Regions from separate parts of the Homo sapiens genome. Here region 1 is linked to region 2. A link is an interaction called in ENCODE POLR2A ChIA-PET data of the cell type or tissue named here. Cell type or tissue: endothelial cell of umbilical vein. All regions are shown on one strand. Each heading gives the region's core, and the rest is flanking DNA. Links, peaks and the distances in the headings are about the cores only. Region 1 has its middle 110 kb from the start of LINC02458. Region 2 has its middle 160 kb from the start of LINC02458.

Region 1 (12,131 bases), core at 3,525-6,024, 49 kb after region 2:
TGGAATTCACTGTGATCATCTGTGCTGGAAGTAGGGCTCCTTGATAGGGTCAGTGAGGAGGGTCTTTTAAATTAATTTCCTGGTATACAGATCAGGTAATAATATAATCTCAGTGTTGAAATGGATCTTAATTGTCACCTAATTCAACCACTCACCTGAGAATCTCACTGAAGCACCTATCTTTTAGACTTGCCCAGTTTCCTATGTGAAAACTAAGGACATGCACAAAGTCACAGAATTATCAGTGACAATCAGGACTAAATCCAGAGAAACTAGTACATTTCAATTTCCTTCTTTTGTTCCTAGATAAATCCTTCTGAGCTTAGTTTCTATTATGCTATGGTCAGAGAAAAGATATTTGTGTTTATTATAAGCTATAACAGTCTATGTGTTTTTACGGTATGTTAAATGCTATAAAATAATTAAGCTATGATATTGATTTATAAGGCCCTTCTTTTGTTATCGTAACAGTGGGGTCTTAATAGAACATAGGTCATGGTTGCACATAATTGGATGATTATATGTTAGTGAAAAGGATATTGAAGTAGAATTCAAATGACCAGACCCACTCTTGGCTATCTAATATCTGTATGACTCCGGGAAAAATCATTGAACTTCTTTGAGGCTTGATGTATTTTTGAAATAAAGAATTGAGCTAGATGGTAAAATACTTAACCATTAACATAGCACATATTCCAACCAATCAAAACGGATGCCAGTCATGAAAAATTCAATTGGGTGGACTAGTGCATCATGGAAGAATGTCACCCAGGTTTAGTGCTATAAATTTTCTCTTGAACCTCAATTGTACACTGTAAAAAGCCATGACCTTAGCCTGCATTTTTTTTTGTTTGTATCATCCTTAGTACTTACATAATGAAAGAGTACATTGAAGCTTCCATCTGACGACTAGATGTTATTTTTAAGCCTCAAGTTTCAAATAAATATCAGAAAAAGTAATGAACGCCTGTAAGATGGTTCTGGAACAATGAGCAAGTATTGTCTATTTAGAAATCCCAGAGTTTCCCAGGTCCTTCTTTAAAGTAAATTTTAAAACAGTGTAGAGACTGGCTTCTAAAATGGCAAGAAATCCATTTAGTCATAAAAGAAACAGTTTCTAGAGCCTAATTCAAAAACCTGTCACATTTCATCACATTTCTAAAGACCTCATTGCCGAAGAGAGGACAATTGTGTGCCTGTACGTAAGCCTGAATATTATCTTTAGTGAGGCCTAGAGATAAATGTTGCAATGAGAACAGGATCCATTTAGGGTGAATTGGACAGAATAATTCTAAGTTATGGCATTGAAATTCCCACTTCACTTATAAGAATGAGATAAGGCAAAACACTCCAGTTAGTGGAACATGAGCTACTAATTTCCTGAAAAAGACAAAAGGAGGGGAGTGTATTGCTCTTACATGGAAGGAACAATTTTCTTCAGTCTCAGTGCTGACAATGAGAGACTGTGACAAGGGGAAAGTGATAGGAGAGGCAGCCTTAGATCAAAACAAAGAACAATGGAAAGCTAAACAATGACTCTTATCAGTTCCAAAGGTGAGTTCACCTTCCTGGCTTTTGGCCGTCCTGTTCATTGAGTGTTGACATGCCTCCATTGACATGCTTCTAAGAGGGCTGAGTCTGTTCTCTGCATCTGTTCTCTCTCTCTCTCTCTCTCTCTCTCTCTCTGTGTGTGTGTGTGTGTGTGTGTGTGTGTGTGTGTATGTGTACATGCATGTGTGCATTTTAATTATTTGTAAATAGCGCTTCTTCTATGGTATTGTTTCTTGGCTCCTGAAAAAGCTGTGGTTCTCTTCCAAATGCATAAACATGGAACTATCACCACAATCTCACCTTATGTACTTGAGAATGTGGGAGATGGATATATAAAAAACACTGGATACTTTGTAACGGAAACCAAGTCATCTTCTAAGATGTGAAAACATTAAAGTTCAGATAATCTGCAGAGTGAGGGAAGGCACTCTAATCCCAGAATTTCACTGATTAAGGTAGTGAATCCTAGGAAATATGGCCCAGTTATCCCAGCTCACTCACCTTCTAGACTTTCTAACCATCTTCTTCTCACCTTTCCTTTCACTCCATCCTGGAGGCTTTTACCAGACTTGCAATTCTGCAGCCATGGAAGAAGTGGGACCCTTTATACTAGACAGAGGAGAAGGAGATGAGGTCCCATCATGACCTCTGACAGCACTTTTATTTATCTTTCTTCTAGGACATCTAGAGTGGCTTCTCAGTTTTTCTTCTAAGAGGGCTGATTTTTTGAGGCTTTTAAACGCTGGGCTGGATACAGAATATAGGAAGAAGAAAGGACTTTTGGTACTGTGTTATCAGGCTAGCTGGCCTTTTCCACACCCTGGCGTCCTGAACCCATCACTTTCCTTCTCAACGTCCTTGGATACACCATATTGATGTATAGGGTCTTGTGATTCCTCTGCAATTCTTTTGGGATGAAATGAATTCTTTCTCTCTTTCTCTCTCTCTGCTCTTCCTTCTTTCATTTCTCTCTTAGTGTGCATTTTTCTTTGTCTTTCTCCCTGTACATGCCACCAAAAAAAGTCTTCATTTTTCGTTGAATCACTTCCACATTTCAGAATAATCTTGGGAAGATGTATTTCTATGGGGTAACTATAAAACCTAAACTATCTGTAAGTTCCTCCCTCCTCCATGGTGAAAGTTACATTCTATAATCAAGATGGCTTTGGATCCCTTTCCCATATTATTCTGATATAGTATGTTTCCACACTAGACTGAATCCATTTGGCTAGAAATGGACAGATACTATTAGCTTGACCTTTAGGAGGTAGGATTACAGTTTTATAGGGTAGCTAGGAAAGGTCTTTGAAACATGCATAATGAAGTTGTGGGGTAGAAAGAAAGAAGACTTTGGGATTACTCCACCTTTGTTTCAAATTTCAAGTTTGCCACTCACTGTGTGATATTGGGAAGGTTACTGTAACTTCTTTAATCATCGATTTCCTTATTTGAAAAATAGAGGTAATCATATCTAATATCACAGGATTGTTGAAGTCAAAGCTTAGCCTTGAGAAGATGCCTAATAAATGTGAACACCTCAATTTTCATGCTGACAAGAAAAGCACCAAATCTTATAATCTTCTTTCCTATTAATTGCACCTGCAACTTATTGAGGGCTTACTTTTTGCTAGCCACTGTTCTCAGCATTTTGTCTAACTTAATTCTCACTACAATCCTATGATCTAGGTACTAGCTATACTTCAAGCCGACTAGTGAACAACAGTGGCTGTTGTGGGTTTAAGTGACTTGCCTGAGGATGTCCAGTTAGTAAGCAACTCAACGCGAGAGTTGGACTTGGCTTCTCCCTGGCAAGCTGACTCCAGAACCCTCTCCCTGAACCTCACTCCACACTACCTCCCTATAGCATATATTTCGGGCAAGGATTTTCCTGCACCCAAAAGCAGAATGTCAAAGATACAGAAATTAAAATAACTCTTCTGTGATCAATGGGAAGAGATTAGTGTTTCATTAAGAGCCGCTGTTGAATTGAACCGCCATTGAATTGAACAAGGGCTCTTTACTTGGATAATTATTGTTTGTATTCAGCTTAGACTCATTGTCTGCAGGTTCTAGGATCAGTCATCACAGGTGGAAGGCATAACTTTCTGTACTGCTACATTAAAGCTGAACAGTGCCAACAGCCAGGCATCTGCAGTAATTGCTTTCATGTATCGAGGTCTTGAGGCATGCCTGTGAAAGTTAGAGGAATAATATGGATTTGTAAAGAATGAATTAATTTATTGAAAATTGAACAATGTTTTGAGGTTAAGAGTATTTAAAAAAATTTAAGGTCTAGTTTTTATAGAAAAAATAAAAATGTCTTCCAAAGAGTAAACCCCTTTTCCAAACTTTCTCTTCTGTTGCATTATGTCAACATATGAACTGATGAAGCAAAAAGTGTGAGTCCAGAAATGGCAAAAATCCAATTTCTGAACCACAACATACATGAGTAAAAAAACCAGAGATGATCTGTAGGCAGTCGATTAACATGGTTCCTGAACTTGGATTGCTGAAATTCAAGCTGAATCCAGCTTACACACTGTACCCCAAAGTCTCAATTCTCTTCAGTAGGTTTCCTCTCCTAGGTTCTTTCAGAATCTCTGTTAGAAAATGAAGATGAATTTGCTTGTGATTTGTATATATGTGTTATGTGTGATGTGACATGTGTATGTGTGTATTTGTAAGTGGTTTGGGGGTGTGTATATGTGTATTGTGTTTGTGCATATGTGTGTTTTGGAGTGTGTGTATATGTGTGTGGCATTTGTGTATTTGTATAGGGGACAGATAGATACATGGTGGCTGTGTATGTGTGGTGTGTATTTGCACACAGTGTGTGCATGTTTGTGATATGTATGTCTATGCATTTGTATTTGGAGTTTGTGTGTTCTGTGTTGTGCATTTGGGCATGGGGGTGTGTTTGTATGTGGTTCATATGTGTATGTAGTGAATTTGTATGTGTTATGTGTACATGTGTGTATGTGGTATATTTGCATGTAGTGTGGGGCTATGTCTATATGTGTTGCATATGCATATGTCTGTGTATTTGTGATATATGTGTGTATATTTGCATTTGGGGTGATGTGTATATGAGTTTGTGATAAATTCATGTGGTGTGTATAGTCTGTGGTATGTGTTTGCGTTATGTGTTTATGTTGTATATGCACGTGCATGGTGTATATGGTGTATGCATGATGTGTATATGTATATATTTGTATGGCATGCAGTGTATGTATTGGTATGTAGTAGTGTGTGTATGCCTGTGGAATGTGCATGTGTGTGGGCTATGTATTGTGTGCTTTGTGTATGTGTATGTGTGTTTTCATAAAGCATGTGTGTGTTTGGGGGGGTCTTTTATTGGCGTGTTAGTGTGAATATGTGTGATATATTGTATTTGGTGTGCATATGTCATGCATGTGATGTGTGTGTGTGTGTGTGCTGGCATGTACACATTATAGCTGGGTACATATATGTGTGGGTGGAGGGAGAGAAAGGGTGTATGTGGTATAGTTACAAATAGTCATTTATCCATTAGTAGTTTCAGATTCATTGAAAGGCTATTCAAAGCTATTATTGCAATTAGTTCAGTCTTGAAATAAGCTAAACACAATAGTATCCCCAAAATAATTCTGTTTCTTTCTCTTGGCTCTTCCAAAGTCATGATAGGCTGTGGACAGGAATGCCTAACCAGTTGGTTCTAATAGGCTTCCTTGGCTCCCCATGTCCTCTGGGGAGCTGGCTGATGTTGCAAGGAAGTGAAGGAAAGGCCTCGAGGGCACTGTGAGAGTGTTAAAAAATAGAGTAGGCCGGGCGCGGTGGCTCACGCCTCTAATCCCAGCACTTTGGGAGGCCGAGGGAGGCAGATCACGTCAGGAGATCGAGATCATCCTGGCTAACAAGGTGAAACCCCGTCTCTACTAAAAATACAAAAAATTAGCTGGGCGTGGTGGTGGGCGCCCGTAGTCCCAGCTACTCGGGAGGCTGAGGCAGGAGAATGGCGTGAACCCGGGAAGCGGGGCTTGCAGTGAGCCAAGATCGCGCCACTGCACTCCAGCCTGGATGACAGAGCGAGATTCCATCTCACAAACAAAAACTATGTTTGTGAGATTCCATCTCACAAACAAAAACTATATATATATATATATATATAGAGAGAGAGAGAGAGAGAGAGAGAGAGAGAGAGAGAGAGATAGAGAGAAATTCATCAATTTGTATATGCACTTCATTGCAAATCAGAGACATCATTACGTTTTCATTGGCCATAGCTCTTCTTCAAAGTGGACCAATACTTCAGGTTGATTTTGTTTGGCACAAATTTGGTCTTCAAAATTGGATAGGGTCTTATTTCTCAATTTAAAAATAAACTTGGCCATCTGCAAATGGCTTGACAAAGAAAACCCCCACAACCTCCTTTGAAGCTCTGTCATCTTCATATCTGAAAATAAAAGCTATGTTTTCTGGCTGCTGAAAACTCTTCTTTAAATTTCTTAATATCAATTTTTTATTAGACTTCTAAAAAATAAGCTTGTCATGGACCTGAGGCTCAGAGACAGAATGTGAATACAAACACCGCTTGCTAAACATTTGTGCCATTTGTCCCTACATGCACTCTATTCAAAGAGTCAATCTAAAATGCAATTTTGAAACTGAAACAACAAACCTTTTCTCAGAATCCTCTGGCAGGGAAGCTGAGGTAGCGCCAGTAAGAAGTGCGCCAAATACTAATTACTCCCTTGAGAGCCAATCATTCTGCACAAACCTGCATAATGTTCCATCTCCTGAGCAATACAGATGCTGACATATTTCTTGTCTTGTTGTTTCCTGCCATTTAAAGATGTTGCTATTTGTTACACACTAAGCAGTAGGGAAGAGAGAAGCAAATGCAGTTCAGTTACCTGGGCAATTTTTATAAATAACCAGTAGATATGGTTGTTTTGAAAGGCTTTCTTCTTATGTGTCAGTGCATACTTGATATTCTGCTTGATATTCTTAGGGCTTGGAGCCTCACTAGCAGGGGTCACTCAAAGGGGCCTCAGGGACCAGGCTACAGCATATGGAAAATGAATGATCAGGGCTTGATTCCTACCCTCCCTAACCCCCATTACCTTAAATAGAACAGCTTCACTTAAAATATGTTTTTTAATACTAGGATTTTGTATAACATTTAATTCAAGAAAAGAAAGAATAGATTAACTCACTGACTTTAAGCTTAAAAAGTATAGGGACTCTGAGTAATGAACAAGGATTTAGGGATTGCCTCCTATGTATGAATGGCAGGTGGCCAGCTCACTAAATATTCACAACAGCCACCAAACTACCCTGATCCAGCATCCACTGCCGTTGACACTATAGGAGTCATCTTTGATTCTAAACCTCTTTACTGCCTCATTTTCTACCCTATTGGAGACATAATTAACTCACAATGGAGCTGGAAAGATATGAAGGAGGTAGACCATGAGTGGTTTTGAAAGCCAGGTTAAAAATGATAAACTTTGTCTTCAAAGCCATGAAATTTCATAGATACGGTTTCAGCAGGTCTGAGTTTTAGAAATTATTGTGATTGCTGGGTGGAAAATTAATTGGGGAGTGGCAAGACTGGAGATAGAGAGTTGATATATGATGTTACGGCCCTTTTATTTTCTATTTGCCGTCTGAAAAAATGTATCTCTGTAATAGATGATAAGGGTAAGTAAAAGCCATGCCAACAGAACACTCATGAAATTAAAAAAGAAGGTCATCTATTTACTCATTCAGGTATTTAATTCATGTATTCAGTCAATTTATTTAACAAATATTTGAGTGCCTACTATATGCCTGGCCTTGTTCTAGGTGCTGGGGACAAATGCCACTGCCCTTAGGGAGCTCACATTCTAGAATGGGGAAGACAGAAAACAAGTAATGTTTAGTCTATTAGATGGTGATAATGATAGAAGAAAAATAAAAGAGGGATGGGGCATGCAAAGGGTTGCAGTGGAAGTTGGGATTCTTAAGAAAGGTATGATGGCCATTGCAGGCCTAGGGAGGGGACATTTCAGAAAAGACCCAATGGAGTGAGACTCCAGTGAACCCAGTGAAGTTTACTGTGTGGGGACGCAGAGACAAGCATTGTAGGCAATGGGAACAGCAGAACAAAAGACTTGGAGAAAGCATATAACTCCACTGGCTTTCAGTAAAGAAGTCTGAGCTGGAGTTATAAATTTGGGAAATTTCAGCAAACCGGTGATATTTAAAGCTATGCACTCAATTGAATCACTAAGGGAGAGCACACAGCTAGAGAAGAAAGAACTGCAAATGCACCTAAAGATTTGTACCATCCACATCTAACCCTCTTGATATTTCCTAGATGCCCTTTATCAGGCATTCCATACAATTATTTCTTCAGTTATCTCATCTTCCAATAGCTATTCTTCTTCCAATGCAATAGTTTTATTTTCTACTGATTTGAAATACAAATTAATAGTATTTTAGCTACATATGTGGTTTAAATAGAATTCACAGGTAACCTAGGAACCTAGTTGACATTTTCAACAATGTTTCTATGGGAACATATATTCTGAATTCCAAATAAGTGTCTTTCACATTACTTTGGGAACATTATCCAGTTTCAATTTGGAAACTGCTTGTAGTCCAATGCAGAAAAATATACATTTTTAACATCCTTCATATCTGTTTGCTCAAATAGCCTTCATATTCTTCACATAGATAATACAACTAAAATATTTGTTCCTTTGAATTTTAATATAATATGCTATTAATATTTTCATTATTATTAGGCATTTTTCTTTTTCATGTTGTGATCTTCCTCTTCCTTGGCCTTTGTCTGCCCTCACTCCCACCTTTATTGACATACATTAAGAACCATCTAACTTTGCTGATAGAATAAATTCTATTTAAGTGATGCCTACTAATTATTATGTATCATGGGAATCTATCCACTTCTTCCCATTACATGTCTCATTTACCTCACATTATTACCAGAACAGACTTGATTGGTGCAGTACTTGAAGTGATGACTCTGTTTCCTCTTGTGACATGAAATCCAGATTGTTCATGACTGTAGGGGGTAGAAAAGAGAATGAGTAGCCATTGAGGTGACAGAAATTGAATGAAGCAGCAACAAATTCTCAGATTCTCATCCTTGGTTCAAATTTCTGGAACCCCTCAAGGACACCCCATCATTTGCTCTGACTGAGCCTTTTACATAAAGACTAAACTGTATTATTCACTGACTCTGGGTAAATAAATTTTCTTTTAACGTCCTTCTTCATTGTACATTTCAGAGATGCCTTTTCTGATTGCCACTGTGACGTTTTGCATGGAATGGCTAATCTACTCAAGAGGATCTCCCAGATTAGCTTCTTTCTGTTAGTCAGAATCATGCCTTATCCTCATGCTATTATGATTAATCTCTTTGAAAAACATGGAGTTTCAGTATTTGTAAGGCACATCTTTAAGTCACATTCTTTTAGTTACGCCATTCACTGAGTTAATCTTTGGATAGGGTGAAATGTCATCAATATCATCAGAGGATTTCACAATCTCTTTCATTTTTTTCAGCCCAACAGTTTTCCTCCTGACTGGGGTAAATGATCACTTTGTCCTGCAGTCAAATTCTTTAGGTCTGCTGAACTGGAAAGCTTTGATTTCTGTTCGCACTTCTGCTTCACATTTTCTTTGCTTTCAGTCTTTCATTTTTTTTCTCAAGTAATTGGAAAATATTGCATGCAGGTATTTTGGTGCAATAGAAAAAGACTATAACAGGACATCTGGAGATCTGGAATGTAGCTCCATGTATCAATGGACTGATATGTACTTTATGTTTCATTTTATGCAGGATTTGCGTTGTCTTCGCTACTTTCATTATTGTGTAGTTTACTTCATGTAGTGATACATTCTCATACTTGGAAGGCCCCTAAGTGGTACTTTATTGCAATTTCAACAATGATATCCCCTTTAACACATCTTTCATTCGTGGTTGTACTTTTTTGATTGAACATCTTCAGGCATGTAAATTTCTACTCCAATAATTAATGGAAAACAATAATTGCTAATTACTCATTATTTTGAAAGGAAAAATCTTAACCCAATATATCTCCTCATAATGCACTTGGAAATTATTTGAGAAGCTAACTACCATTGTAACAAGATATTGTTTTCGTTGATCGAAGGTTGTCACAGGTGGTGGTAATTTGTGGAAGATTTGAGTGCCTTTATTCCCAGAGAAAAAAAGTCACTTCTTGCCATTTGTGGAACTAGGACTTATCCATTTTTTTCTTTCGTTATTTGGCACATTTATAATTTTATGAATCTGTGACTTTGCATGCAGATAGGAGTGCTCTTCCAAAGGCAGAAGTTAACATAGGAGTAATAGAAAATGGCTGATGAAGATTTTTAAAAAAGAGGAAAGAGAAAGGAAGTAGAAAAGGATGAAGAGATGAAAAGGAGAAAGGAAAAGAAATGGACAAAGTAATGGTTTGTACAGTAAAGGAACTCATAGGTTTCATGGGGTAGTGGTATGGAAATCGCTAGTTATGAAATAATATTTCATCATTATTTATGAAGTTTCATTCATATATAAGAATTCATATTTAAGAATTACTTTTAGGAGTGAGTACACAGTGCTACGGAACACAGAAAAGTAATTAACATGGCCTCAGAGTAAAGATTTTACAGCAGAAGTAACACTGAAGCTGGGATTTGAAAGATAAAGGATTTTCAGTGGTGGAACCAAGAGGTCAAGGGCTATCCAGGAATAAGCACCGCGTTCAAAGGCACAGATGCAGGAGAGAACGGAATATAGTGTGTTTGGAGAAGGGTGAGAAGGTGGAGTAATTAGAGTGCTGGGTGTAGTTAAAAAATGAAACCTGACCTTTTATGCCCGCCTGAAAACTGGAATCCTCATCCCGTAAGTAATGAGGAACCACTGGAACATTTTACATAAGACATTGTACATATTAGATCCGTGTTTTAGAAAGATAATAATTGATAGTGTAGAAGATGAAATGGTAAGAGGAGAGGCCAAATGTCCACTTCATTGGACATGAAGTTAATTTTAGTTATTATTATTGTAATAATTTTCTTTTTGTATTTGGAAATGATTAAATTTCAGCTCTCAGGCATTTTCATAGGCCTTGGAAAAGTTCATAGGGCCAAGGCACAGTGCTTCTAGTGTTCAGTGAGTAAATGGCCCTGCACTCCATTGCTTTTCTTTTCATGCTGTTTGAAGTCCCAGAACATCACTTTTACTCGGGGACAAGAGTTCTTTTTTTCCTGACTCTGATGTACTGAAGGTAATCAGTCATGTGTTTTCCATACTCCCACTTTCCCTTTTCATTTTCTTAAATGGGTGTTATGGTCTAAATAGTGTCCCCTCAAAATTTAGAAGTTGAAGTCCTAACCTCCAATACCTCAAAATGTGACTGTATTTGGAGATAGCTTCTTTGAAGAGATAATTAAGGTAAAATGAAGTCATTAGGGTGAGCTCGCATTCCATATGACAGGTGTCCTTATAAGAAAAAATTTGGACATAGACACAGAGAAAGACCATGTGAAGAAAGAAAGAGAAGATGGTCATCTACAAGCCAAGGCGAGAGACCTCAGAAGAAACTAACTCTGGTGACACCTTGGTCTTGGACTCCCAGCCTTCAGAAATATGAAGAAATTAATTTCTGTTGTTTAAGCCGTCCAATCTCTGGTATTCTGTTAAGAAACCCTTAGCCAAGGAAAATCAGAGAGCACTAGAGAAAAAGCTACAAAGCACTTATTAATTATTTTGGCACAAGCAGGGAGAATGAAGTGTGTATTGGTGAGAGCTGGCAGAGAATGTGCTGTCTTGAATGTGCTGACAAGATCCCCTTAGGCTGTGGATTGGGCTAGCAACTATGCGAGGGCCTGTAAGTGGGAATGAAGAGCGAGGTAAAATGAGGGAAAAGAGCCATTGGGTCCTCCTGGGGGAAATAAGAACACTGTGTGTGTGTGTGTGTGTGTGTGTGTGTGTGTGTGTGTGTGTGTGTATCTCTGTGTGAAGAATTATGCTGACCTTATGTTACTTTAAGTTAAGCACCTTTTAACCCAATATTTTATTTGACTAGATCAAAAAGGCCAGGCTAAAAGTTTTAAATATGGTGAGGCTTTTATAATTAATAGAAACAAGTATTTCTGTCTTATTTAGAGTAGAATACAATTTTAACACTTGGGTGACAGACAAAACTGACCAGATGGAAGTATCTTTGGTTCACAGTGACTAAGAGCTAGCTTTGTCCCCACTCTTATGATCAAATATACATACACATTCAGAACAAAATTTTCACCTTTCTATTGAGGGTATGCAAGAATAACTAAGAAAGAACAGATACATAATCTATTGCCTTTACCTAGTTCTAATTATCTCAAGATCTCCGGGCTCTTGATAAGTTGTAGAACTCATATCACACCTTAGTTTGGTTGCAAAGTGGCAATGCCCTCAACTCTCAGGTGGCTGATTGAGGTCACATGGTATGGATAAGGAGGTAAGATTGAGATTGTCATTAAGAAGAAAATACATAACCGCAAACTCTTCAAGTATACTGTAACCTTGAATTTGA
Region 2 (12,131 bases), core at 3,769-6,268:
GGTAGAGGTCTCATTGCTGCCATTTATCTATCAACTCCCATTGCTATTATTAATCACAATTAGCTCTTTATGTGAGCATTTATGTAGAAATAAAACACATGTTTATTGAATCTGTATGCCTAGATTTGAAGTAGGCTGCTTTGGAGATATAGATACGAAAATAGATAAATAAAATCTATGCTCTAAAGAAGCATTCATGCAGTGACAAAATCAGATGTGTGCACAGGCACAATTTTTCTCTATGGAAATAGATATTTTTTTTTTTCCCTGTGAGAAGTTTAGCTATCTGTGTTTAAGGTTGTACAATCAGGGAGATCTAGGTTAGTAGCTTGGCTTGTCCATGTAGTAACTATGCGATCTTGGGTAAGTTACTTAATTTTTACCATCCTTATTTGCATCAGACCTAAAATGAAGATAGTGATGCTTTCATTCCAGAATCGTTGTAAGTATTAAATGAGATAATGCATTCAAAGTTCCTAGCATAGGGTATTATACATGGAGAGTGTTGAATAAATCGTATGCAAGTGTGTATGTTTTTATATATGTATATAAAGACCTATTCCACTGATCTAACAAGTGCTTGCACATTCATTGGCGGTGGCAACATTTATTTTGCAAAGACAAAGTTGATGATAATAATAATTCCTGGGGCTGAGTCAGATCAGTTGGCCCTAGGACCCACTGTTTCTTCACAACCATGAAGTGTCCTTCCGTGGCTAGGCTCCTGTCCACTCCACCCATCCTTCACCCTCCCCATTGCCTCCCAGTCACCCTCACAGGACATGACTTTCCCTTTCTCCCACTCCAAGTGGTTATGCAAGAATCAGGCTGCTCTTTATCCTAGGGGCCCTTATAAGAACAAACTTGAGAAGAAATACTTAGTTATTTCAAAACATGAAATGAAGCAACTTGTCTCCCATTTCATCCATGAGTCAAGAAATTTGTTGGAAATGAGTTCCCATATCATCTTCTATGCTGATTTGGAATAAACCTGATAAGTTGTTCACTTTCTCTTGGCTTTAGGATTCTTGTTTGTAAAACAAACGATTGTGAAATAAGAAGGTTGGGTTGCCTGTGATGAGTGGAGTTGTTATAGTGAGAAGTACTAAAAAAGTGTTTGGTGAAGAGATCACTGTCAGAGACATCTGGACTTGTTAAGTACACTAAACTCTAACAGGATGATCTCAGGTAGAAGACTAAAGTGTGGGAAGAAGACCCAACCTAAATCTACCTTACCATGGCAGTGTTCTCTTTCTTTCTCTTTTCATCTGAAGATGGGGAGGGGTGAAATAATGACCTGAGAAAGGGATGGGAAGAATAAATATCGGAATATCAGCATGTTCATGTTGGAAACAGGGTGGTCAGGTCAACCATCAATTCTACCCCAGGACTTTTTCGAATGGGCACCAAAGGACACTGATTTGCCTTCTTGATTTGTCTCCAAGTTAACTTTTTCAAAAGTTAGGGGATAAACACTATATTTAATGATTTACTACATCCAGTGTGCAAGAGTTTATGTAACATTTTGTGAAATGTATTTATGTTTTCAGGCAATATCATATTTTTGGGTAATGATTTTCATAAAGTAAAAATTTTTAATTTTCAAGAAGAGATAGAGAATAATTAGGGTCTCTGAGAGGATGCTGGAAAATCATGCCCAAGATTCTTCTCTTCTCTGCCATACTTCCCACCCAAATTTAATATAAATAACTCAGTGTGGTTGTCTTAGATTTTAAAATGTGAAGAGTCTTCCTGTTACCTTCCTAGACACTGTCTCCAAAATATATTACTGCCTGACTTGCCCAAAGAAAGAAAGCATGTTATATATAGTCACTGATTTCTTTGTTCTGGCTTCTTTTGCCACAAACAACAAACCACTATGCTGTAATATAATTTAATTTAATTTAATTTTTTTTGAGACAGGGTCTCACTCTGTCACCCAGGCTGGAGTGCAGTGGTACGACCAAGGTAGGTGGGACTATAGGTGCACACCACCATGCCCAGCTAATTTTTTATTTTTATTTTTTATAGAGATGGGATTTCACTATATTGCCCAGGCTGATCTCGAACTCCTGGGCTCAAGCAATCTGCCCGCCTTGGCCTCTTAAAGTGCTGGGATTACAGACATGAGCCACCATGCCCAGTCTGTAATGCCATTTAGATGGTTGTTCTACTTATCTAAAAATAAGTGCTGACTTTTTGTCACTTTCATTGGGACAAGTTTAACAAATTCTTTACCTACAGAAACTAGAGAAAGAATTTGACTATTAAAAATATGGCAAGTGTTTCCAGAGTTTAGCCTTTCTATAAAATGCTATTCATTAGGCAATCCTCATTTGCAGGGAGGAAATGGAAAAGGTGATGTGACAGAGAGTGACCAGGTTGGAGAAGGAAGGATGGCAGGAGAATCTCTACTTTCAATGTTCAGAGGGGGCTTCTTTCTACGGGGAGGTAACATCAGAGCTGAGAATAGAAGGCTAATGATGACAAGCAACACAATAATGACCTATAACTATTAAGCACTTAATTATATTTCAGTCATTTACATATATTAATTCACAGTGTCCTGGTATTCGTACTCCCAAGTCCCTGCTTTTAAAATTCCCTGCTCTTGTGGTTAAATCTTGTGAAAAATTGGGGAAGAATATTCCAGAAAAAGGAATGGCAGGTAGAAAGTCTTTAAGCAAGCATGAAATTAGGTATGTTTAGGAACTGAAAGAAGCTCAGAGTGGCTTGTGTGTAATGAGCTAGGAAGAAAAGTTTATATGTATGGGGAAGTATATTGAAGGCCACAGTGAAAATAAAAGTTTTCGTTTTGTTCTTTAGTCTTAGGAATTATCTAATTTATTATTACTTTTTTTTTAGATATTTGAAGGTAAACTTCTAATTTTTTACTGTACATATGCAATGAACTGGCACATAGCAGAACAGACTCAGCATAGTTTTTTGAAAGAAAATATTCTAATATCATATCTTCAATATTATACAAATAATTATTGAGTGTGATAGAATTTAGCTATTTAGTATTTCTACTCTTTAAAATATCCAAGTCTAAATAACTCGCCAGCTTGAATAATGTCATCCGCCACAGTCTAAACAGGCCTATTGACCACTCCAGCAGATTGTTTCTATTAGGTGCATTTTCTTCTTGATCTTAAGACTTCCACAAAAGTATAAATATTTAACATCTTTGAGCAATTTAAGCAATCACAGTTTGCTGGAATATTAAAAATGCAATAGTGATGAAAAACAAAAGTATTTCTAACAGAATGCAGACCCAGATCTAGATAAATATAGCTTACTTGTTCATAATCTTCTTTCTCAGGAAACCATGCCTGTCTTCAACAGGATTTTTTCAGTTTAGGTTTGCCCTTTTAACACACTGAGTCATTGTTTGGTAATCAGAACAGTCTCCCCTAGCATTACATTTTTTCTAGGAAATTGGCTCACAGGTTTGATCACGCTTAACAAAGGGTGTCTACCTTGTAAAAAAGGACAAAGCTCTGTGTTGGTATATAGGTACTGAGGAGATTAGCATTTTTTAAAAGACTATTTTTTAGAGTAATTTTAGATTCACAGCAAAATTGAGAGGAAGGTATAGAGATTTCCTGTATACTCCCCACCCCTACACATGCATAGCCTCCACCACTATTAAAATCTCCTATCAGGATGTTACATTTGTTACAGTTGATAAGCCTGCACTGACACAATATAATCACCTCAAATCCATAATTTGCATTAGGGTTCACTCATGGTGATGTATATTCTACGAGTCTGGACAAATGTATAATGACATGAATTCACCATATAGTATCATACAGAGTATTTTCATTGTCATGAAAACCCCCTGTGCTCTGGCTATTCCTCCTTCCCTCCCTTCTAACCCCTGGCAACCATTGATCATCTTACTGTTTCTATATTTTTGCCTTTTGCAGAATATCCTATAGTTGGAGTCATATAGTATGTAACTTTTCAGTTTGGCTTCTTTCACTTAGTATACAAGCATTTAAGCTTTCTCCATGTCTTTTCAAGGCTTGATAGCTCATTTCTCTTTAGCACTGAGTAATAGTCCATTTTCTGGATGTGCCTCAGTTTATTTATACATTCATCTGCTGATGGACATCTCAGTTGCTTCCAAATTTTAGCAATTATGAATTAGGCTGTTATAAACATCTGTGTGCAGGTTTTTGTGTGGACCTAAGTTTTCCATTTCTTTGGTAAATACCAAGGAGCAGGATTGCTGGATCATATGTTAAGAGTGTTCAGTTTTTAAAAAGCTGCCAAATTGTCTTCCATAGTAGCTGTACTATTTTGCATTCCTACCAGCAATAAATGGGTCCTTGTGCTTCACATCCTAGTCAGCGTTTGATGTTGTTAGTTCTGGGTTTTGTTCATTCTCAAAGGTGTGTAGTGGTATCTCATTGTTTCAGTTTGAATTTCCTTGATAACGTATGATATGGAGCATCTTTTGAGGTTAATATTTTAAAATACCACAATGGGTAGAAACAGAAATGCCTGTTCTACTCCTGTGCAGAATTAGAGAGCTGAATTCTCTCAGGATGATGAATAGTTTGCAGCCCCAAATATTATGAGCCTTTTTGACAAAAAAAATGAAACAAAAGCAAAAAGACAAAAAACAAACAAAAAACAGAGTAGCTTAGTACTTGGGGTATTAAGAACATGTTGAAAAAGATTGACCCCCTGAGGTTAGTGAGAATTGTTTTAGGTGAAGAAAAGGCAAAAAAAAAAAGCTTCATTCAGATGCAGGACTAAGTGTTTATTATTTGAGTCCAGAAATGGATGGGAGTGAATAAAAGGGGATGTTCCCTTAGTAGGGTGATGTTTTTGGCAACAGTACAACTGATGTTGCAAGAAGGGAAACAGTCTCCAGATGAAAATCTCTTACAGGTTGGCGTTTGCCCAAAACTGAAATGTTGACAGGGAAGTACAGGCACACCCAAAAACATCCTGATTAAATTGCAGGTGTTGTGCAAAACCAAGTGGGAAGAGCAAGTATTTTTAACTAGTAAGCAGATTCTGGTAGTTGCCTTATATATGGTGTGTGTAGTGTGTGATTTTATAAAATCTCAGGAAACAAGGTAACTGTTTTATGCTTTTGTTATCAAGCTAAGTTTTGTGTGGAGAATCATATACTATTTGTTTCGGAATGTACATTTCAAGTTATTTCTAGCGTTTTTTTTTGCAGAAGTAATTCCTCTTAAATAAAAATGTAAATGGAATTTTACTACATAGAAACGATATTTTATTCATAAAATAACCTTATAAGTTCAAATTGAATAAATTTCCTCAGTATATAGTCAATAAATGAAACTAAGGTTGTTTTGATTAATACAAAAACTTGGAATGAGAGCTTACTATGACACTTGTGATTTCACATAATCCTTAGCATCTAATTTAGTTTAGTATTTCTTTTGTATTTACACACTATCAAAAAAGATCCTAATTTACTCAGAAAACTAGTTGCAAATGGGAAGTCTTTAACAGGTTACTATGTAATCTCAGGATACTCTTGCAGAAGAAGCCTTTAATGTGAGGCCCATAAAAAGCAAGTCAAACTGGAAACACAAGTTAATGCATTGATAGTTTCCAATGTGTTAACATCTGGCATAGAGCTTTCTGGAGTGTTTTAAGTATTACGATATTTAAAATATTTTCCCCAAAACACTTAACATGCAAGTTGAGGTCAACATCTGTTGAACTTTTTCCACAGAAGCTCTTCCACAGAAACCTAGGGCTCAAAAGAACACTACTAGTTGTTAGTGGTGATGTGATAATTATCTCAGACTTCTCAAGAACTGAAGAGTATACACTCCAGTAAAATAAACAAGTGGAACACTGTTAAATAAAATAATGTACATTCTTGCTAGGAAATGTCACAAGCAAGACTGGAATCCAGGCTTCTTGGCCTCTTTCATGTTGAATTTTCATGGAGAATGAATTCAACACAGCATGTAATGGTTCACTGATTGTCAATTTTATTCATTTGTCACTTTATTAAGACATGCCTTATGGGCTAGTGCTCTTTCTTTTAATATGTGTTTCACCAACTAGATTTAAAGTCCCTTACCTAAAGGAATTGAGCCATATATTTTTCTGTAGCCACTAGCCCTGTGTGCACATAGTAGGAAATTAATAACATACTTTGGTTATTCATTTAAGAAATATACAAACTTATTCCCAAATAAACACCTATTGTTAATAATTTACTTGATGTGAGACATTCTGCTGATGCTTCTAGCTGTACAATTTTCAGTGCGTAGACTGATCTAGCTGTATATTTTGTTCAAAATCTCATGAGATAATTTTGTTTTCCTAATTAATGAAAGACATATAGATTGAATATCCATTACGTCTCTAGTGCACAGATAATTCTATGGATGCAATGGTGAGTCTTTTGCACAACTATTTCACGTATTATAAACACAAGAAGTTATTCACTAGAAACCATCATGTCAATGGGTAGTCATCATTGCTAAGTTTGTCATTAAATTGGTCTTTTAATGGGGATATTTGGTATTTTCTCTTTCATTTGCAATGATAGCAAATGGTAGCATTTAGATCTGATTTCATGTTGTGGGAAGACTAAAATTTCTTTTTCAGAAATATCCTGGCTTTGCTTAATAATATTTCATGTCCCACTCCTATATGTGAGTGTTATTATCCATCCAAGCAAAATATGTGTTGCCTCTTTAATGTTTGTAACAAGATTTCAATTTTTTCTTAAGCATTAGAGTGAATAATATAGAGTTGGCCTTTTGTTTCTAAAAAAAATGAAAAACTGGCAGTTTCATGTGGTTTTATCTAACGTATGAATCTAACTCAAATCCACAAATTGTTTGTATCCAACTCTTATCAAAAGTTCTGTGGAGAAAAGTGATAATAATGGAAGTTTAGTTTAAAGCAGGGGTCAGCAAAAGTTTTATGTAAAGAGCCAGATAGTAAATATTTAGGTTTTGTGGGCCATATGGTCATTAGAATTACTCTCTACACTACACTAGCATGAAAGCAGCTATCGACGTGAAGTAGATAAATGCATCTGGCTGTGTTGCAATAAAACTTTATTTACAAGAATGGATAATGGGCTGTATTTGGTCTGGGGTCTGTATTTTGCTCACCCCTGCCTGGCTTAAAGGATAGAGAATGATGTATCTGGACAATGTTGCTGTGTTATGAATTGTTATGAATTGCCTTTGCTGAATTAGTCTGTGATGTTTTGCTCTGGGCTTTCACTGGGGAAGAAGTTGAAAAACAACCTTATGAAATTATTTGTTGCATTTGCTCTGGGGATGCCACTGAGAATATTATTCACATGATTAATCAGTATTTCATTCAGAGCTAAAATCTAGAAATGATTTGCTTCTTCCAATGCCTAACTGATTTTTTGACTTTCAAAAATAAGAGTTATGGGGAGGGCAGAGTTGGGGGAGAGCGCCAGAGAAAATAGCTAATGCATGCTGGGCTTAATGCCTAGGTGATGGGAAAATCTATGTAGCAAACCACCATGGCACATATTTACCTATGTAACAAACCTGTACATCTTGCACATGTACCCTGGAACTTAAAATACAAAAAAAAAAAAAAAGGAGTTATAACTGACTGTGTCTCTCCTTTATGCTTTGGCTACTAGTAATATCAACACGAAAGCTGAGGTTCCACTAAAGCAACAATGTCAGTTATGATGTGTAGAGATCAGATTTTCTTTTTTTTTCTCTGTAATTGTTCTTATTTTGACTATATATTCAAATTAAATTTTCTTTGGCTTAAAAAGTTTTGTATTATAATCCACCATTTCCCTTTGCACTATTTATTACAAACTGACTCAAATTCTTGTGGATAATGTTTGAGAGTAAACACACAAAGTAAGTGATACATTTTTTATGTCTGAAAATCAAATTTCCTGCAAAGTTTTAGCATCCAAAGTCTTTTAATCTCAAGCACAAATTACTAAATTCTTTTAATCCAACAAATTTATGAAGATCTACTCTCTTGCCCTCAAGCAGTTTATAACCTGCTAGGGAAGACACATGTGTAAACAAGTAATGACAAAGCAACAAGATAATTCTTACAATGGAGGTATCTATACCAGGCAGCCCGGAGCTTGAGTTTCTAAGGAATGATGCTGTTGCATTATCCCCTCATTGGCATAGTGAGGCCAGTTCAGCAGAAGCAAATCTTTTGTGGATAGTCATTACCTCCTGTGGAAAAACTTCAAGGCATATAAACAAAATGAGGCTTGTACTTCCTCTTTTTATAAGCTCAAAAACTCTTCTATGATTAATTTAGACATTAAAATTCACCTTTTACGAAAACATGTTAATTTCCACCAAGATTTATTATGTATTTGTTAAAGCCATCAGTTTAAGCCTTATATCTAAATTAGACTGTGAATACTTCAAGAGTTTAAAGTTATATTACAGCCTGTAAACTTTTTTTTCACCAGGAAAGCCAAGGCATTTCTCTTCATGTTATTTAATACATACAAGCAAGACTAGTAGATGATTAAAAACCCATAAGTAATATTTTAAGGGCATTAAAGTAACTAATAAAAAATATAAGAAAAAATGTTATTGGGCCAGGCATGGTGGCTCACGCCTGTAATACCAGCACTTTGGGAGGCTGAGGTGGGCGGATTGTCTGAGCTCAGGAGTTCGCGACCAGCCTGGGCAACACAGAAAAATCCCGTCTCTACTAAAATACAAAAAATTAGCCGGGCATGGCTGGCGTGTGCCTGTAGTCCCAGCTACTCAGGAGGCTGAGGCAGGAGAATTGCTTGAACCCAGGAGGTGGAGGTTGCAGTAAGCCGAGATGGCGCCACTGTACTCCAGCCTGGATGACAGTGACTCCGTCTCAAAAAAAAAAAAAGTTATTCATAATAATTATGTCGGTAAATAAAACTCTTGTAATTTTTTCTTTGTTTCATGTGCAAAATAACATCCTTAAAATTATATCTATGCTGTTGTGTTTAAGCAATCATACATTTTTTTTCCATCAAACTATATATTTTTATGTTTATAATGTCAATATCTGAAAATTATTCATTAATTTGTTAGCAAATATTTATCAAGCACCTATTATGTGCCAGGTTCAGTTCCATATACAGTGGATACTGTAGTGAACGAGATAGGCAGTCCTTGACTTCATGGAGGCTACAATCTAATGGAAGAAGAGAGATGATAAAGATAGAGACAAATTTTTAGGAATACATATTTAAATAGTGATTAGAGCTATGATAAAAATAAAAGATAGAGATGGGAAAATAAGATGTTGGAGGATGGTGGTGGGTGGTGATCTACAAAGGTCTTTCTTTTTTTAATTATAATTTTTTAAATTTTAAAAGGTTTCTTGTAGAGATGGAAGGTCTCAGCATGTTGCTTTAGGCTGCTCTTGAACTCCTGGCCTCAAGTGATTCTCCTGCCTCGGCCTCCCAAAGTGCTGGGATTACAGGCATGGACCACCACACTCAGCCTTAAAGGCCTTTCTAAAGAATGATGAGAAGGATCCAGCCATGTGAAAACCTGGCAGGGAAGAGAAAGTATTTAGAATTTATTTAAGATTCTCCTATAGTCAGGGAATTAAGTTACTCATAAATTTTTAATATCAACAATATTATAGAAAACATAACTATATGCAATCTTTATTCTTACCTGCAATGGGAAAAATGTCTTTTAATAAATTATCCTTATTATGCTATTTCAAATGAGTAACATGAAGTCATTTTGGTTTGCCTGCAGATGCTTCACTCTGAGGTTCTGAGCCTGTTCCTAAGGAGAACAATTCTATTGAAGCTTCATTTCTTTTCTTCCAGGATGGAGCTTCCAGGATAGAGCTTCTTTTTTCCTCATGGCCTTGACCACCTAGAATGCCACTAGAATGGAGGTGAAACTGCGGTACATATATGGAGGGTTTGGAGGGTGGCTTAAGGATAAAATAGGAAAGAGGGAGGCAGATGGTAGGAAATGAGACTGGCACTCAATCATTTGAAGCTTACTGAAAGATTATACGATATTAAAAGTTAACATTCGAAGTTGTCCTGTCCTCTCACTATGGAAACGTTTATAATCAGCCAACAGAGAATAAGAATGTTGTCTGATAATGAACTATACTTTCGTGGTCACCCAGGTATTGCAGTATATAGTTGAGAGGTTAAATAGGCATGTGGTTAAAACATATATAAAATATCTTTAAATTTTCTTTTTTAGAATACGTTCTCAGAATTGGGACTTCCAGGTCAATGGCTATGATTATGTTTGTGGTTCTTGATATATCACCACATTGTTCCTAAACAGACTCTGTGTATCAATTTACTAGCCCTCCAAGAGCATCCTCTGAGGCCTATCTCACCAGACTGGTTGATATTTAAAACACAATTTAAATTCTTACATGCCAGGATTGAACTGGAGACTGATTGTCTAAGTGATCATCTGCTAAGTCTGGATAAAAGCACACACTGAACACCCTCACTGTTGATCCACAGTCTAAAACCCCCAATAGAGCATGCTTCTCCCCTCCTTTGGGCAGCCCTCCTGCACATGTAGCTTTTTGGCAACCCTATGAATTCTGTGTCTACCACATAGGCAGATTCTAGATTCCAAATGGCTAGTGTGAGAAAAGATAGCTTCCAGTGAAAAGTGACACTCCCTGGCCACATCCAACCATACACATACTGTCTCAAGCCTAGAAGAAATTATTGCAAATTCTGTAAGCTACTCTACTTTTGGTTCGTTTTTAGGGGTTAATACTGTGATTAAAATGTTTATCTCACTAGTTTTTGGTTTACAAATTTCCGATATCTATGGACAATCTGCTATGACTCATAAGGATTTAGAAAATCCCTCACTTTCTTTTTCCTGTCTTAATATAGTTATATTATTATTTTTAATTCCTCTATCTGTGACTTTTATAACTTCACATAATGTGTGAAATATTTATACCTTATTCTGTCAGCCCATGATTTTCAAATTTCAAAAATAAAGGTATACTAACATCTCTATTATTTTCTTCATTTCACTTCACCCCTCGACTCGTAGCTTCAATCATAAGCAATGTTTATATTATCAAAAAATATTCATAATATTTCTCTGTTATTTTGTGACCATAATTAAGCCTTTCATTCTCTGCGTGTAGGAGGTGTTGAAACTTCAAATGCTACAGAGGCCAGAGAGGCATGAGTTAATGGGATTTACATATCTTTTTGGTTTGGCCAGTGCAAGCTCAATGTTGCCTGCATGAATATTGGATCCAGTGATGCAAATCTCCTAGTGTTTTCAAAGAAGGTTGCCAATGCAGACATTTATGTGGAAACTCCAGATTTAAAACTCTAGATTTAAAAGTAGTGGAAACTCATTCAATCAAGATACACACACGAACACAGAGTAGGTCAAATAAAGCACTTCTGTGAGTTGGAGTTAGCATTTGGCTACCAATTTGTGATTTCAGGTGCATAGGCTGTGTCTAAAATTTGTAAATACACAAGTACCATTCACATTTTTATAATATTAAAATACTGTTCATAGCATATCAAATAGTGTGTTAAGTTCTATTCTTTAATAGCTATTTTTTTCTGCTTTTCTTTGAGTTTCTAATTTTTGTTCTCTAATTTACATTGTCTCTCTTTATTAAGTTCTTAAATTATTTCAGTTACTAAGGAAAGTGTCAATTTTAATAAGTCTTTATTTTTTCTGGGTGCCTCTTTGCTCCATCTGGACTAATTGTTCTTTTGAACTCTTTGCAGTTTTCATCTAACCACTAATAATTCTTATTTTTCTGGCATGGTTCCCTAATCTCTTGGCTTGAAGTTCTCCTTTCTTGGTTTCCTCCTTTCTTTTTTTTTGGAAAGCATCCTTAAGTAAGTTACTAAGAGAGGATGTGTGAGATTCCGATGTAAACATTCTGAATCTTTATATATCTGAAATACTTTTATTCCACATTATAGGAGGGGTCTTCAAAAAGGTCAAGGAAAATGGATATTATGAAAAACTATGCATGGATTTCAAAAGTTTTTGCACAAAAATGAGCTCATACTAATTTGTTATAACATGTTTGAACAGGATTTAGTTTGAGGCACTAAGAAGGATAAGAAATCAGTGTCAAAAAAGCCCCTATTCTCTAAT

What was found. Peaks named below come from ENCODE experiments on the same cell type or tissue, not always from the same donor. Only the 100,000 strongest peaks of a DNase experiment are listed, where the experiment ranks them.
Region 1: POLR2A ChIA-PET joins it to region 2 with 5 read pairs; 2 of 35 experiments call an interaction of 5 or more read pairs at or near these places.

What each region holds. Positions count from the first base shown.
Region 1 is chr12:89,123,800-89,135,930 of GRCh38, reverse strand. No RefSeq gene overlaps it. Among named protein-coding and RNA genes, the nearest start is that of LINC02458, 110 kb to the right of the region's middle. In endothelial cell of umbilical vein, for the core only: no CTCF peak of the experiment used is centred there; no DNase peak of the experiment used is centred there.
Region 2 is chr12:89,172,970-89,185,100 of GRCh38, reverse strand. No RefSeq gene overlaps it. Among named protein-coding and RNA genes, the nearest start is that of LINC02458, 160 kb to the right of the region's middle. In endothelial cell of umbilical vein, for the core only: no CTCF peak of the experiment used is centred there; a DNase peak (open chromatin) is centred at 4,930.